2 separate regions of the Homo sapiens genome follow, and region 2 is linked to region 1. Evidence: chromatin loops called from intact Hi-C (ENCODE). Cell type or tissue: heart left ventricle. All regions are shown on one strand. Each heading gives the region's core, and the rest is flanking DNA. Links, peaks and the distances in the headings are about the cores only. Region 1 has its middle 54 kb from the start of LINC03065. Region 2 overlaps TCF12 (transcription factor 12).

The links. A loop is a pair of places that touch in the nucleus more often than their neighbours do. Peaks named below come from ENCODE experiments on the same cell type or tissue, not always from the same donor. Only the 100,000 strongest peaks of a DNase experiment are listed, where the experiment ranks them.
Region 2: a loop joins it to region 1, with 2.3 times the contacts of the local background. A loop is called at or near these places in 5 of 110 quality-filtered maps.

What each region holds. Positions count from the first base shown.
Region 1 is chr15:56,828,087-56,837,340 of GRCh38, forward strand. No RefSeq gene overlaps it. Among named protein-coding and RNA genes, the nearest start is that of LINC03065, 54 kb to the right of the region's middle. In heart left ventricle, for the core only: no CTCF peak of the experiment used is centred there; a DNase peak (open chromatin) is centred at 4,300; H3K27ac peaks cover 825 bases.
Region 2 is chr15:56,984,859-56,992,858 of GRCh38, forward strand. All of the region lies in intron 3 of TCF12 (transcription factor 12), which reads left to right. Among named protein-coding and RNA genes, the nearest start is that of TCF12, 70 kb to the left of the region's middle. In heart left ventricle, for the core only: a CTCF peak has its summit at 4,927; no DNase peak of the experiment used is centred there; H3K27ac peaks cover 250 bases.

The sequences.
Region 1 (9,254 bases), core at 754-8,753:
TCATCAATTATATAATTATATAATTGAGCTTGGCTGTGAGTGGCAGAAAACTCCAAACTATATAGAATTTTATTTCTCTCCTAAGTAGAAGACTGATTAGGTGGCCCAGAGCCAAGTTACTTCCAATATTTTGATGTTTGGTAAGATCTCTGTTCCTAAGATCACATCAAGTACAATATGATTGCGCGAATTCCAGTCATTACATCTGCATTCTAGGTGGCAGGAAGGAGAAAAGGGAGGAGTGATTATGTTTCCACTTTAGGGGTACTACTGGAATTTGCATATATCACTTCTACTTACATCCCAATGGCAGGAACTATGTTATATGCCCTCACCCACTGGAAGGTGGCATTGAAATGCAGGCAATTTTCTTGACACTGATGTCTCCAAATAAAATAGAGATTATACAGAGGCAAAAAGGGAGAACCAATGTGAGAGGGAGGGATCAGCAATCTCTCCCAAGTATAAAGTTACCAAAAACCCACAGAAAACCTGATGCTTAGTGGTCAAACGTTAGAAGCATTCTCTTTAGAGTCAGGAGCAAGTCAAGAGTGTCTGTTATTACAGCTTCTCTTAACCATTATATTAATATTAAAAGTCCTAGCCAGTGCCAATACTCTTTAAAAGAATAAGAATTAGAAAGAAGGGGAAAAATTGTTCTTATTTATAAACTATCTGATAATTTACATTAAAAATGCAGGAGAGTGTGTAGACAAACAATTCAAACAGGAAAATTCAGCATTCTGAATACATGTTCAGGATATGGTGTGAGAGGAGAAAAAATTTGTGTGTGTGTGTGTGTGTGTGTGTGTGTGTGTGTGCTCTCCCATTTAGAATAGATATCTAGGCAGAAATATCTGCAAGACCTATTTAGGCAAAATTATAAAACACGACATAAAATATGCACTGGATAAATGATGAGACACTGAGGGATGGAAAGATAATTGTGTCAATCTGGCAGATCACCCTGTGAATTTATAATGAATCTATGAATCATTGTAATTCCAACCAGAATCCCAACAAGGCTTCATGGAATTTAACAATCTAACCCAAAAGTTGGTGTGGAAGATTAGACACTCAACTAGCACAGAAATGTTCAAAAAAGAAAACTAAGGAGAGGTGATTTGCCCTACCAGGCTAATTATACAAGGTTATAATTCTTTTAAGAAGTGCGGCTTTGGGGACAGGAATATAAAAATAGGCTGAAAGGGCCTGGCGTGGTGGCTTACACCTGTAATCCCAGCACTTTGAGAGGCCGAGGTGGGAGGATCACTTGAGGTTAGAAGTTAGAGACCAGCCTGGCCAACATGGTAAAACCCCGTCTCTACTAAAAATACAAAAATTAGGTGGGTGTGGTGGTGCATGCCTGTGATTCCAGCTACTCTGGAGGCTGAGGTATGAGAATTGCTTGAACTCGGGAGGCAGAGGTTGCAGTGAGCTGAGATCATGCCACTGCACTCCAGCTTGGGTAACAAAGCGAGACTCTGTCTCAAAAATTAAAAAGTAAAAATAGGCCAAAAGAATGGAATAAAGGGTATAGATACTGACAAATACATACATGGAAAATTGATATGGAACAGAAGTCTCTTACATATCAGCAGGGAGTGGCAAACATTAGCTAAGTGGTCCTAAGACAACTGGCTATGTACAGGGAAAAGGAATTTACATCCCCATTTCATACCACAACAAAATACATCCTACATGGGCTAAAAACCTTAAATGTATGGTAGGGTGACAGGGGGAATCTTAAAATTACAAAGTAAATACAGGAGAATGTCTTCATTACATTTTCAGTTTTCTTAAATAAAATAACAAAAGCATAAATGATAACAGTGATCATTTGAATACATTTAAATATTAAAATTCTATGAAACAAAAGACGCCAGACACAGTGAAAATGCAAGCCATTGGAGAAGTTAATTATAGTATATATTACTGGGTATTAGCATCAAGAGTATTTTTAAATCTCTATAAATGAATAAGAAAAAAGCAAGCAATACAGTAGAAAATTTGTCGATGATATCAACAGTTAATTGTTAGAAGGAAACTAAACAGCCAAAAAACATAAAAGATACTCAACTTCAGTAATAAATGCAAATTAAAACCACAATGAAGTACTATTTCACATCCATCAGAAGGGCAAAATTTAGAAGTCTGAGAAGCCCAAGTGTTGGTAAGGATGTGGAAGAAAAAGAAAAAAAGAACTTGTAAATATGGCTGGTGTGAATGTGTATTGTAGAAAATCACATTGGAGGACAATGTTGCAATATCAAACAAAGTTGATGAGCACATGCTAACCTATGACCTAGCAATTCTGCCTGTGGGTATGTATCCTAAAAAATTCTCACGCATATGCCCAAGGAGAAATGAAATACATTGTTTTTTGTAGCACCGTTTTTAATAGCAAAACATTGGAACCAACCTAAATGTTCAAAAATATAATTGTGGACAGGGCTCAGTGGCTCATACCTTTATCCCAGCACCTTGGGAGACCAATGTGGGCAGGCGGACCTCTTGAGCCCCAGAGTTCAAGACTGGCCTGGGCAACATGGTAAAACTTTGCCTCCACAAAAAATACAAAAATTAGCCCGGCATGGTGGCTCATGCCTGTAGTCTCAGCTACTCAGAAGGCTGAGGTGGGAGGATTACCTGAGCCTGGGGAGATTGAGGCTGCAGGGACCTGAGATCACAACACTGCACTGCAGCCTGGGTGACAGAATGAGACCTTGTCTCCAAAAAAAAAAAAAAAAAGAAAGAAAAAGGGAAAAAAAAGAATGGTGGATCAATAAATGGTGCCAAAGTCACACAATGAAATATCAACTATGTATGTGCAAAATATGTAAGAACCAGGAAGGAAGGATACATGCTAATTTCAGGATAGTGATTATCTCTGGGCAGAGAGCAATGGAATTGGGCAGTGGGTGCTATGGTTAAAATGTATCTGTAATGTTAAAACAAACAAGCAAAAAACTCTAAAGTCAGGCAAGATGTCAACATTGGTTAAATCTATGAAAAACAATAAGCCTGGATCATACTGCAGACTAATAAGAAATGATTTCCAGAACTACTTCAGAAGAGTGTGGGGTGTGGACTACCATGTGTGTAATGCTGAAGAAGAGGATGAGCTTGTTTGTGCAGACTTCCTAATGACACAAAATAAATTGGCAACAGTGATGGCCTCTGAGGGAGAGGGACACAGGAGACTGGCATAAGCAGAGGAAAAAGACCTTTACATCCTTTTTCTATTATTTGCCTGTTTTATCACTTGCATATATTTTCTCAATAGTAAAAAAATTAAAGCAAAAATATATTTTTAATAAAAATGATTCCTACCGCAACAATGCACTTAAAGCCAAAATTACAATTTTGAGGGACATTTTGCATGAAGTATAAGTGTACCCTTATGCTTGCCACCTTCCCAAATGACTGATTTTTCTACAGCGTTCCTGATAATAAGTTCCTTATGATCAGTCACACAGAAACATACACCCTGCCTGCTACATATGCTTTAACTGTGCATCTATTTATATGGGATGACAGATACTTTCCCTAATAAATCTTGCCATTTTCCCTGGTAAGGAACTGTGTGCTGACTAAATGGTTGCTGACACATGGGAGTTATTCCCATAATTTCCTCACACAGTAAGACAAATCAATGCAATGCAGAGCTCTGTTACAGACACTAACAGATTTGGAGCATGTCAGAAAGTGGGGGGGTATATAATGAATCCATGTTTCTAGACTTTCCTACCAGAGACAGCTTGAGGCAATCTGACAGCAAAGGCAGGATCTGAAGTCCTAAACTCAGACATTTTATCTCCGTGAGCTAATTTACAACCAAGAGAGCCACAATACTGTCAGATCTAGAACTCAACTACTTTAAACAGCGACCTTTTGTCTTATATTTTGCATTGATTTTTTTGAAGTGTTATGTTGTTTGAAAGCTAATTACCTTCCTAGAGGATTAATTTCAAACCTTTTCAAACCTAGAACCGCTTTAGGGAACAAAACAACTGACTCTCACTGCTTTCTTGTTATCCCAAGCTGGACTCCAAGGGCCCCAGGCCCCACTTGGTGTAAGGTATAGAATTCTGCTTTATACCAGTTTACAGGTATCAAGGAGGCAGGAGAGAGACTCAGGGTAGTGAGGGGAAAGAAGATCAGAGTCATCTCTTTTTCATGTCTTTCATTTCACAACTTCTTCCTTCCCATGCCTGCTGGTGCGCTCCCTCGCCTTGTTCCAGAGCCAAAAGACAGGTCAACTTCACTGCTTTTTATCCAAGTTGGCAGAGGTTGTGGCAGCGGGGTGGTAACTCTGCCCGATGTTCCCAAGCTGCAGCTGGGACATGTCCAACAGCAAAGTCACTCAGTAAACAGTTCTCTGTTTCTCTTTTCCTCGAGTTGGCTGGAATATCTCTAAGCCCTAGTACCACCCACTCTTTAATTCAAGACAAGCCCACAGACCAGAAACTTCACAGATCACTCTGTCTTAAAACAGTCTTTTGCTGGGTACAAAATACCATGTATAAAATTATTGATATGCTACAATTATTTCCATTCCAATCCCTATAGATTATCCTTTTTGACGGTTTAGTTTTTCTATTTTTATTAATATCCCTTGTACATCATTCAGTTCAATATTCAAAAACCTCCTTAGATGTTTATTTTGTGCCTAGCTTTGTGGTGATGTGGGGGAGATAAGCAAATACTGCACTTAACAGTTACTTATTTTAAGATGTTTACAAACTAATTGGAGAGAGAAAAGCCAATATGAAGCAAGTGATAACTAAAGAAAAACTGTCTTTAAACCCTAAAAGTGGGAGGAAATAGCAAAGACATGCAGAGGTCAGGAAAACTTTAAGAAAGATGTTGGCTGGGGCTGGGATTTGAAGGAGTGGAGGTTGAGGAGGGCTTTCCAGATCTCACAAGATGGTTAAGCTTCAGAGGCTGATCTCAGCAGAACATACTGTGGGACTGTCAGAGACCAGTTTAATAAAGCAACTCTGACACCAGAAAACTGGTAAACAAGCAAGCAAAAAAAACCAGGAACAGGTCGGGTGCGGTAGCTCACACCTGTAATCCAAGTACTTTGGGAGGCTGAGGCAGGCGGATTACGAGGTCAGGAGTTCGAGACCAGACTGGCCGATATGGTGAAACCCCGTCTCTACTAAAAAAAACATACAAATTAGCTGGGCGTGGTGGCATGTGCCTGTAGTCCCAGCTACTCAGGAGGCTGAGACAGGAGAATCACTTGAACCCGGGAGGCAGAGGTTGCAGTGAGCCAAAATCGCGCCACTGCACTCCAGCCTGAGTGACAGAGCAAGACTCCATCTCAAAAAAAACAGAAAGAAAAAGAAGAACAAGGGTAGATTAATAAGTTGGCTAAGAATTCATTATCCTTCCATATGTTGAGTACTAGAGATCAAAGGGAACTCATGAATCATGTCATGCACCTTCATGCCTTCATTTCACAGATGAGAACACCGAGGATAAGCGACTCAAAACAATTTCACCATAGCAGGTCACAAATTAGTGCCAGAGTGGAAATTCAACTCCAGGGCTTCCAACGCCCATGCATCACACTCCACTTCAAAACCCCACACTGTTATGCTTCACTGATGGAAGGCCCTTTGGAACAGTGATATACTAATAGTAACAAAATAATAAATTCCAAAGTAGAGGTATTATAGAAGGGATAAGGCTTATTTTGTGTACAGATATTTCTAAGTTTTTCTTTTCTTAAATTGCACTAGCTATTATATCAGGTTTCACCTCCTCTGCTTTTGACGAAGTCTTCCATGGCCCTGCCTAGCCTTTCTGACCTTATTTCCCAACACTCCCTATTCTACAGGCTCCACTCAAGCCAGATGTGTCCATTCATAGTCCCCAGCTTTTGCTAGGCTCGTGCCCATCTCTGGGGTGTTGCTCCTGTTTTCCCCTTTTCAACTTTCAATTGATATAAAACCCAAGGCTCAGTGAGGACCTTTGGCTACCTCAAGTCTTCTCTGGACTCCTATTTAATTTAACTCATTTTAATAAAATTTTATGGAGGACCTGCTGTGTGTCAGGCACTCTACAAGGCACTCAGGACTCCCAAATAAGTCAGGCATGGGTGCCACCCTCAAGGTACAGAGGCTAGAAGGGGAATGCAAACATGAAAAAATATCATTACCACCCAGAATCATAAAAATAGGTACAGGAAATATAGAGACATTCTGGTCTAGTAGATGGAAAGGGAGAAGATCTCATGGAGAGAGTGAGGTCTGAGATCAGTTAGTAGATGAGTGGAACTTCATCAGGGACTAAGTTGGGGGAAAGGGAAGGAAAGGGTTATTCCAGGAAGAAAAGACTGGATGTGGAAACGCACAGCATTTATCAACTTTGGTTTGGCTACCAGGTTCTGTACCAAACTAGGTTTGAGTTTGGTACTAGGATTTGGTTTGCCTTCAAAACAGTAGGTACCTAGAAGAGCTGGTGGGGAAAAGACAAGAGAGGTGGTCAGGACTGAACTGCGGCCTGTAGATGATAAAGAGCCAAAGACATCTGAAGAGGGACAATTTAAATCAAATGTTTGGGTGGTTTGTTCACAGGAATATGGGCCCGACCTTATATTCAAGAAATCAATGAAGCTATAGAAAGGACAGTTCTGGAGACAGATCCTGAAGAATGGGTAAAATTTCAACAGACTGAAATGGAGGGGAAGTCATTACATTATTAGTGGAGACAGCAAAGCAACTGTTTATTTGTTACCTGATTGTTCTGGGTACACTAATTTTTACTCCTGAGACATATTACCTAAATTCTTCAAGGACAGGAATCATTTTTCCAACTGCTTTTTAATAGTTCCAAGTAGCTAACACAGTTCTGGATACACAGTGGGTGTTTAGTCAGTTCCTAATAACTGCTTGGGGTGTGGCCAAAAAAAGGAAGAAAGAAAGAAGAAAAACCCTCATAATATTTGTTCATGACAGAAGCTCATTTTTATTCTTAAATCTGTTGCTAAGAATAAAAATTTTTAAGTTTTTATAAATCCAAAATTTCATATTTGAAACAAAGACGGTGTATATAATTGGAAGCTTATGGTTGTCTAATAAAGGACAGAAGATTCCAATTAAAGCCAAAATTTTATCTCTAAGCAGGCTTTCTCACTGTGTGGGCATCCCAACTGCTAAGTTTGTTTAATAGATCAAATTAAATGGATGACTGCTTTTGAAGGGCATCTTAGGGACTTGGGACTTAGCTTTGCTTTGGTGCTAGTTTACCTAAGCTCACTACTGAGGGGATTATTTGGTCTTATTATCAGAAAGATCACTTTTAAATATTGGGGCGAGTGATAATATGATATAAATACTTCATATATGTGTGTGTGTGCATGTATGTGCACGTGTGTGTTATTTTTTCTTAATGAGAAGCAAAGGGCACTGGGTTTCACCAATTCTCTTTCCCTCCTCTACCTCTGATCAGACTCTGAAAAATACCCTGCTTCTTCAACAACAAATGTTTTAAGTGCAAAGGGTAAATTTTGTTCTATAAAGATAAATGTACTTTTTATGCATTCCGCAGTGCTCATATTGCATTACATATGTTATTTGTAACTCATAAGTAGTGAGATACTGTCATGCAGGAATGATATTCTGAAGAGTTAACAATGGTACAGCATAGACACCAGCCATTCAGAATGGACTCCTGAATAATCTGGAAGGATGCCAGCTGGCTCACTGGACCTGCACATCCCAGCTACATCTCAGCTCTGGTGTAGTAGACTGTTAAACCTGCTTTTATCTGTCTCTACTTCCCTTCCAGTAACAGCCACACATTTTCCTTTGGAGAACTGCACTCCCTGAAAGGAAATGGCCAGCATGGGACTCTACTTTCCCTAGGACACAAGGCCAGGGCATGCAATCCAGATTTAGCAAATAAAGACATAGTTTAGGCCAAGCAGAGTCCTCCCCCGGACTTTTCCTCTGGAGTTAATTGGGAAGATTTTCTCTACTTCGGAGATTACTTTGAAGGATGTGAGCCTGAGGCATTTGGAGGCTAGCCATCTTGCCTTTGTAGAGGATAAATCCTAACTGAAGACTGAAGTCAAGAAGAAATAAGTGAACCTGAGAAAGAAAGAGAGAAACAAAGTCCTGGGAACATGGTTTGAGTCTTTGGAACAGCTGTGCCTACAGCCAGATGCAATCTCCCGAACTTCCCAGTTACTCAAATACATTTTTTCTTCTTTTTCTTTTTTGTTTTTGCTTAGCATTCAGGTAAGAACTGAGTAATAATTATGCCCACATAATATAGTTCTATGTAATTTCCATTACACAATGCTGATGAAATCTTGGACTTAATTGAAAACTCTGTTTTTTATTAGATTGTCCTAAGGCTCCAAACCAATACATCATGCACCTAGAAATCATCATGGATCCTTAATCAGGAGAATAACAAAATAAAGAAAAGTTTGCCTGGCAAGAGATATGTGGAAATAATCAAAACAACATATGCTCATAGATGTATTCAGGAATATACATACATACATATATATATATATATATATATATATATATATATATATATCCTTAATTTTGAAAGATGCCAGATGCCATTTCTTTCCATGTTAGTATAACTGAAAAGAACTGTTATTGCCCATACCTTAAAAATGTTTGGAGATTATTCTATACTCTTCACTTAATTATTTGCAACACTGGACCATAGATTTACCTCATTCATTTATCCTATAAGCATATTTTAGGAAGTTGTTATATGCACTTTGCTGTTACAGGCTCTAGGGAAAAAAGATGAATTAGGAAATTCCCCTATCCTCCAGGAGCTCAGATTCTAGTGGGAAGCAGAAGTGTAAATTGATAAATGGTGTGAAAGTTGGCAAGGCGAGCACTTTGCCTGCTACTGGAGGCTTCTTCCTCCTCCATAGAGGCACAGCCAAGAGCTGGACACAGTGGAGTCTAGCGGGTGCACATGGCTCCATAAAAGTCGCTTTCCCAGTGTTCCAGGCTAAGCTGTTCAGCAAATCATACGGTCCCGGATTTTCTGGTATTTCAGGCATTGAGATGCTTTACTATTGCTTTGATGTTTTTAAAGCAAAAAACTTTTTCAATGGAAAAATAAAGAGTTAGTTTCCCCATCATTGATCAATGTAGTCTTAACTTTCTTTGCAAGGCCAGACATGATCTCCAGGAAGTTACTGTGGTTGATTAACACTTCAAATTATAAATTAAATTTAAACTCTAAAAAGTGTAATTATGAAC
Region 2 (8,000 bases), core at 1-8,000, 160 kb after region 1:
CTCAAGAGGCTTGTACTTTTGTTTGTTAAGAACCTTTGTAAGATTGTGCTAAGACACCGTGAAAAATACTGAGGCTGTAATGTTGCTTAACCATCTAAGTACCAGTAAATGTGGTAGAAATTATCTTTCTACTCAATTATAGCAACTAAAAGTCAGGCCCTGAATCAGTCAGAGGAAATGAACTCTTGGGTTGGAATGCACATAATTTCTTTTTATATATCAAAATGTTCAGTATTTCTTTGAGGTCCCAGATCTGAACAAACATTATTTCATGAGAAGATACACTTTTATTTCCTTCCAGTGCTTCTACAATGCTTTTTCTCCAATCCCGTGTTCTTTGCTGACAACAGCAAGTGTGTGTTCTTTGAGAGGTCAATAAATGCTGATTTCTGCAAGAAAACTCTTAGGAAGTGAGCCTAGACATTGTGAAGAGGAAGTACAAAGAATGAGGCAATTAAATGAAGAATATTGCAAAGGATTATTTTAAATTGTGAGTCAGAAGCCAAACTAATTTTGACTACTAAAATTGTGAGTCAGAAGCCAAACTAATTTTGGCTACTAAATTAGTTACTTCCCTCGGGCCTACCAATCTTCATATGTATACCATGGCTTATTTTGACTTAGCTGGTTAATTTATCCAGATACGTAGATGGTAGCAAATTGGCATTATCAAACTCTACTTTTTCATACCAAAGAGCAAAATAAGTGTGCTTATAACCGTAGTTCCTGTCTTTATAAAAATGTATGAATAAATTTGAGCCATGTAAATTAAGGTTACAGAACAGATAGCATTTAGTGAAGAAAAGCTGGTCCTTAGAGTATATCATTATTTACCCCATAGTACCTACCTAATGAAATCTAGTTTTAATGATTCTTTTTAGGACACCAAAGCTCATGAAGCCTATTACAATAACGTGTTTAATTCTGAGTAATTGTTTTTCCTATTTAAATGAAGAACTCAGTGACTAAAAATTTATTTCCTGCAAATTTTCTTAGATGATAGAAGTTATACGTAGTAAAACCAACAGGACCAACTGTGAGGCTGAAGGAATTTCAGTTAAGAGGTTTTAATTTTTATCAATTTAAACTGTGTTTTGAGGAGTGGACAGAAAGGGAAGAGGGATATTTTGAGATCACCCAGCAGTTTTTGATCTTTTGTCAGTTCTTTTGTAATGCTATAGATGACTACAATTTGAAACTTGAAATAAGAAATTTTTTGTATTGGGTGATTCACAAACTGTTGGGTTTTCTGAATGGCTTAAATCCTTTAAAGAAACAGTTTTAAAAAGACATAGCATGAGAACAGGATCATAATTATTCTGTAACCAGCAGTCTGTGTTGGTTACAGAAAGTATGCTTTTGTTTAACATTATAAATAAATTACCTTATATTGCTGCTTACGTTTCTGGTTTTTGGTGTGTATGTTATCAATGTTGACCAAAATTAACTGAATATGGTGACAAAACCAGAGAAAAAATTTGAGCTTCTGTTGATAAATAAAATGTAAATGCTACTTTTTGAAATAAAACTTTACACTTATAGGCTTTTATGTATGATCTGTGTTTTCTTGAGGAAATGTTGATTAAGTAGTTTCCATTTTGGTATTACAGTATGTCCTGTTGTAAGTAGCTGACTGTGTAAAAATCTTTTAAGTCAAAAAAGCAGCTCAGCTTAAACCCCTACTATTTATTATGGCAGAAACCAGAAATAGAAATCTTCCAGAAGTTTTATAATGTATTACATTCCTGCATATCTTTTGGAGTAAAATTAAAGTTTTAAAAAGAGGCTGTTCACAACAGAAGTTACTTTATGTATCCTTATGTATATCCTTATATACACAGTATCTTTTAAACACAATTTACTAAATACTTGTCTGCATTTTTTAAAAAAGAAAACCCTAGCCCAAAATGAATGACAAAATTGTCTCGTTAGATTTGTAAGATGTGTTGTTAACCTATAAAATAGGTGAATTAAGTATAATTCTGACAAAATTAGTTACATGTAATACATAGCAGGATGTACTTGTTTGGGATGAAACAAAAAATCTTCAAAGTTTTCTATAGTGTTTTCTGTTAAGGAACTCGTTTATTGATTTATTGAAGATCTTTGGCTGTTTTTGATAATAAAAGAATCTTGGTCTATAATATTACTAATTAATAAATAAGTTTTTGAGGATAACGCCAATACTTGAATTTTGATATCTACTTGCAACATGCAGTAATGCAATATTTAGTGAGCTTAATTAGTTGCTTTTTTTTTTTCCACCCTGAGACAAGAGTTTCGCTCTTGTTGCCCAGGCCTGGAGTTCAGTGGCGCAATCTGGGCTCACTGCAACCTCCACCTCCTGGGTTCAAGCGATTCTCCTGCCTCAGCCCCTTCTGAGTAGCTGGGATTACAGGTGCCCGCCACCACGCCCGGCTAATTTTTTGTATTTTTAGTAAAGAGAGGGTTTCATCATGTTGGCCAGGCTGGTTTCGAACTTCTGACCTCAGGTGATCCACCTGCCTTGGCCTCCCAAAGTGCAGGGATTACAGGCTTGAGCCACCGTGCCTGGCCTAATTAGTTACTTTTAAATGTTACTAACAGAATCTGAGGAGCGTGGTTTGTGTCCTCAGAATAAATGTTTAAGCTTTGAGTGTCTGCCTGTGTCATGAGGAAAACAGGGAGAGGAGAAAATTTCTTGTTGCTGCTATTTTATTTGCATTTAAGACTAGTCATTGTTAGGTAACTATGGAATCTTCACTGCTTTACAGTTTTGGTGCATGTCAGGTTCAATAATTTTTACTTTAAAAAGTTATTTTTACATTTTAATGAGATTAAATTGTTTACCAATTAACATTGTACTATAAAAGGAACAGAAATGTGACTGGCACTTGGAAAGAAAAGCTGTCATCTGTAGACTGATGTGTGGTATTCTAATTTAAATTCGTGGTTTGGCAGAATTAAATTTGGATTTTAACATCATCCAGAAGTAAAAGTTATGTGCATTTTCAAGATAAACTCAGGAAATAAACCATATAGGAAAGACTCATTTTTGCTTCAGAACACAGTAAAGATGAAACTTTGAAAATGCTTTCTAATCATTCAGTGTAAACCTATTTACCAAGTTAAACTGGTCATGTGATATTTCATATATCACTTGTATTAGTATGTGGTCTTATGCTTATAAAGTTAATGTGCTTAAAAATAACAGCTAAAACATATAGGCAGTGATTATTAAACAAGAACATTAAAATACGATTCAAAATTGTTTAATTGTACCTTTTAGCAGAAATACCATTTTAAAAGATAGTAACATTTTATTTTCTGTCAGTAAAAATATAGTCATGTGTCACTTGACAGGGATAAGTTGTAAGCAATTAGTTATTAGGTGATTTGGTCATATGAACTTCATAGATTGTACTTACATAAACCTAGGGGGTATATAGCCTACTATACACTAGACTATGTGGTATAGCCTGTTGCTCCTAGGCTACAAACCTGTACAGCATGTTACTCATCTTAGTATACAGAATACTGCAGACATTTGTAACAATGTGTATCTAAACATAGAAAAAGTACAATAAAAATGTTGTTGTAATCTTATGGGACCTGTCATATATGTAGTCTGTTGTTGACCCAAATGTCATTATGTGGTACATGACTGTATTTTTGTTTGAACTGTTTAGTGACTGTCAACAAGAAATTGTACTGTCCAATATGACTTAAAATGTTAGTTGCTATAGTTATAAAGAGCACAAAGAGTGTGCATATTTAGGATTTTGGTCACAGTTTTTGCACTGTGTTTTGAAAGAAACATTGAAGCTAATGTGAATGTAGTAGACAATTAGTATTTGAATTGAACTTTAAAGTGTATTATGTGTCTGAAATTAATTCCAGAGTAGTGACCTTGAAAGTCCAGATCAGCAACTCTGACTTCCCATGTTCAAAACAAAGGGCCTTTTCTTATTTATGGATGGTAAAAGATGTAAAAATACCATCTTAATTCTTAACAGTGTGATGTATAGGTAATGGTGAATACCACAGTGTTACTGAAGCTGTATCATATAACTCAATAGCTAAATTTAAGTAATTGATATTTTTGGTCTATATTTTCTTTTAAAAGTATACTATAATCGTGTTTAAACTGTTTACTGGTTATAGCAATGACAATTTACTTTGCAAAGTATATAAAAAATAAAGATTTTAAAAATAACATTTTCCAAGAGATGACTATTTATTGACATTTTGATGTTGATTTCCTAGCTTTTTTCTCTGCATATATTACATATTATGCATATTTATACCAACATTTAAATTAGGATCATACTGCTTCTGTAATGTATTAGATTTTAACATTAGAAAAAATATTTTAAGTCCTGCAAGCAGAGAATGGTGTTTGCATTTTAAATGGTTATAGTTTAAATGGTTATGAGACCCTACATTATATCCTCATTTTTCCTCTTGACCTGCAAAGCCTAAGATATTTTCGTATCTGGCATTTTAAGAAAAAGTTTGCTGAACTCTTCTCTAAAGGAAAAACTGTGTTCTCCTACAGATTCTGTCTGCAGCATTCTCTCCTTGCAGGACTTAAAACAAAACAAACAAAACAAAAAAACCAGGCAGCTGGGTGGATTTAGAAATCCTGGCTATAGTTTGCAAACCTTTGCTTTAGAAGTTTGTTTGCTTATATTGTGTTTATATTTTACAGTGTGTGTGTGTCTGTCTTTCTAAATCTTTCTTGACATTATTGCCTCAAAGGCACTGAGACAGCGTGTGTTAAAACCCAAGGACACAGATTGTAATTCTAGTCTTATTGCTGTAGGAATCAGTTTGCTGGTTTCTAGAGGGTGGGCTGACCTTGACTTAGTAAAGTATAGTACTTTTTGTCTCCCTAGTAGAAGTATTAACTGACCTTTAAAGTGAACTTGATGCACCCTCTTCAGGAAACAGGAAACTGTTACATTTGGGTGTGATATTAGGAGATGAGGATACTGTGTAGGAGGTGTTGGACCTGCCTAAAGTGTTTGGCCTTGAAATGTCAAGGTTGCTCTCCCAAACCTAGTTTTCCTTGACCTGGCTGTTTTTCTAACTTCAGAGACGGACTTAAACAATAGAGTTTATTAGATTATATGTCTGTGTAAACAAATGAAGATTAAAAGACAAAAAATAAAGTAGTTAAAAATGAAATGTCTTACTTTTTCTTGTTTTAGGATAAAAATTGTATTAATACCTTAAAATGTATTCAGCAGGCAAAAACTTCGGTAGTTTCGGTATTACAGTGACACCATTTATTTTTAGGCATAGTCTTGTCTTTTTTTTTTTTTTTTTTTGGTAAATATTATACCATTTTCAACTTAATGTGAAAAGCTTTTCCAGTTAATCTTTATCGTGTGTGTGTGTCTGTGTGTGCGTGTGCGTGTGTGTGTGTGTGTGAAAGAAAATGTGTTTTAGGCAGCATCAGTAGAGCAAAATAAGATTTAATGTTGTTACTTCAAAACTGTATCCCTAACAAGACGATACAAAATTCAGAGTGTTTTGGCCCCTTTTCTAGGACAGATTTAGAAACTTATAGACTTGTAGTTATAGGATAAATGTATGCCAAAGCTTTCTTCAAAGAAAGCTCCATCATAAGGTGGTTTTTCTTCGTGGTGCTTATATTTTACAGGAACATTTAGAGGGATGTGGTGTTTCTATTTTTCTTTGCCCTTCTAATCAGCAATTAAAAAAATATTGGATCTACAGGTTTGGGGGGTAAATTCTATTGCAGATTTGTTATTAACACTACTCTACATATCTGTTGGCCTGTAGCATACTTACTGCAGAACTTGTAGCTTGATAGCCCAATGTGTTCTTGGGTTATGATTCTGAAATACTGCTGAGCTTTAAAAACTTTAGCAGCTTTGACCAGAACACCTACGTTAAAATTTCTTTATAACTCTTCAGAATTTTTTTCTTTTTCTTTTTTTTTTTGAGACAGGGTTTTGCTCTATCACCTAGGCTGGAGAGTGAAGTGGCATAATCATGGCTCACTGGAGCCTCTACCTTCCAGGCTCAAGCAATGCTCCTACCTCAGCCTCCACAGTAGCTGGGGCCACAGATGTGCACCACTGCACTTGGCTAATCCTTAAATTTTTTTGTAGAGATGGGGTCTCACCATGTTGCCCAGGCTGCTGTCAAACTCCTGGGCTTAATCAGTCCTCCCACCTCAGCCTCCCAAAGTGCTGACATTACAGACGCGAGCCACTGTGCCTGGCCAGTCTTCAGATTTGTTAACAAATCTCAGGGGTTTGCTTTAGTCTCCCAAGCTCGCCTTACGTAAATGTGTCATGTAATGAAAGATGATATTCCCAACCCACCATCTCACATATTCAGTTGATTTTCACTAACCGTGAAGGATTTGCACTGATTTATGCATCCAATTCTCTCCTGATTTCTTTACTTTTCCTCCTCTTTTCTCTTTCCTCACCAGTCTTCCGTTTCCATCTAATGACTAGTGTCCCACATTGGACAAGATAAAATGGTTGACCAGTTAGAGACATAGGAAAAAGTGGAATATTGAATTTGCATTGAAAGGGCTGAACTTGTGACCTTATGTTATCTTCCATATAATTCTAATTTCTACAATATAAGGTTTTAATTTACTCAGTTCAGAAAATCTAATTGTTTGACAGTAAAGTTTGGACCTATTTATATAAAGTTTGGAGGAAATATGATCTTATCAATATGCACTATGGAAAATGTCCTTTTTAGTCTGTGAATTTAGAGCTATACCTACTGCTTGAATGAAGATGGTCTAAAGATTTAAAAGACATTTAGGGTTAATAAGTTTTCATGGCAAAACATTTAACATTTTTAAACTAAATTCAGATGAGTTACTCATTTTTTGTGTACCTTAATTCCTTCCAAATACTCTTCTGTCAGAACTACAAAGTTAAATCTCAATTATAGTGCCCTTTTTTTTATTTAGGGAAATAATTATCATCATTGATTAATACATTGTACAAGGGTTAACTGTCTTTTAACCATCAGGGTATAGAAAAAGTAAGTTGGTTAAAACAACTTTTAAGTTTATTATGGAGATAAACACTATTGTCATATGATTCTTTAGATTTCCTTAAAAATTGATCTCCTATGCCAGGCACAGTAGCTCATGCCTGTACCCTAGTACTTTAGGAGGCTGAGGTGGGAGGATCACTTGAGACCAGCAGTTCCAGATCAATCTTGGCAATACAGTGAGATCGTGTCTCTACTAAAAAAAAGCCAAAAAGAAAAAAAAAAAACCTAGTTGGGCATGGTGATGTATGCTTCTGGTCCCACTTACTCAGGAGGCTGAGGTGGGAGGATGATGTGAGCCCAGGAGGTTGAGGCTGCAGTAAGCTGTGATCATTACACTGTAGTCTAGCCTGGGTGACAGAGTGAGACCCTGTCTCACAGTAAATAAATAAATAAAAATTTAAGCCTTGCTTCTAAATCCAGTCTCCTTTAATTAAGTTTTATTGCCACATTCTTTCTGCTTTTAATTTTTTGTTGTTGTTGTTAAAACTAAATTTTACAGCTTTTGTTTCTCACGTAGCAGCCAGGGTTTGAAAGAGATTAAGGGTCATTCTTCTGAAATAAAACATGTCCTGAATAATTTTAATTTGAGTCTACTATTGAAAGTCACATAACATTTTGTTGAATGGTGATTCTTACCTAATCACCTGTAAATGGATCACAGACACAAATACCTAGTGATGTGCTATACATTATGCCATTGTGAATTTTATAAAGGCTAAAGAGTGAGGAAGTAGAGTTCTTCTTTTCTGATAGTGCACTACAAAATTTTGAGGACCTTGCAGTGATCATCTGTAGTCATAAAAGCTGTTTAGCCAAAACATGATTGGATTTTATTAATAGTGTTACGGCTATCTTTTCATGAGTTAGTTACCATGTGAATTAGTGCAATTTTGGTGAATAGAAGAATGCTTAGGACTATTGTCTTATTTTAAATTACCGATTATCTTTTTATAAGGATATTT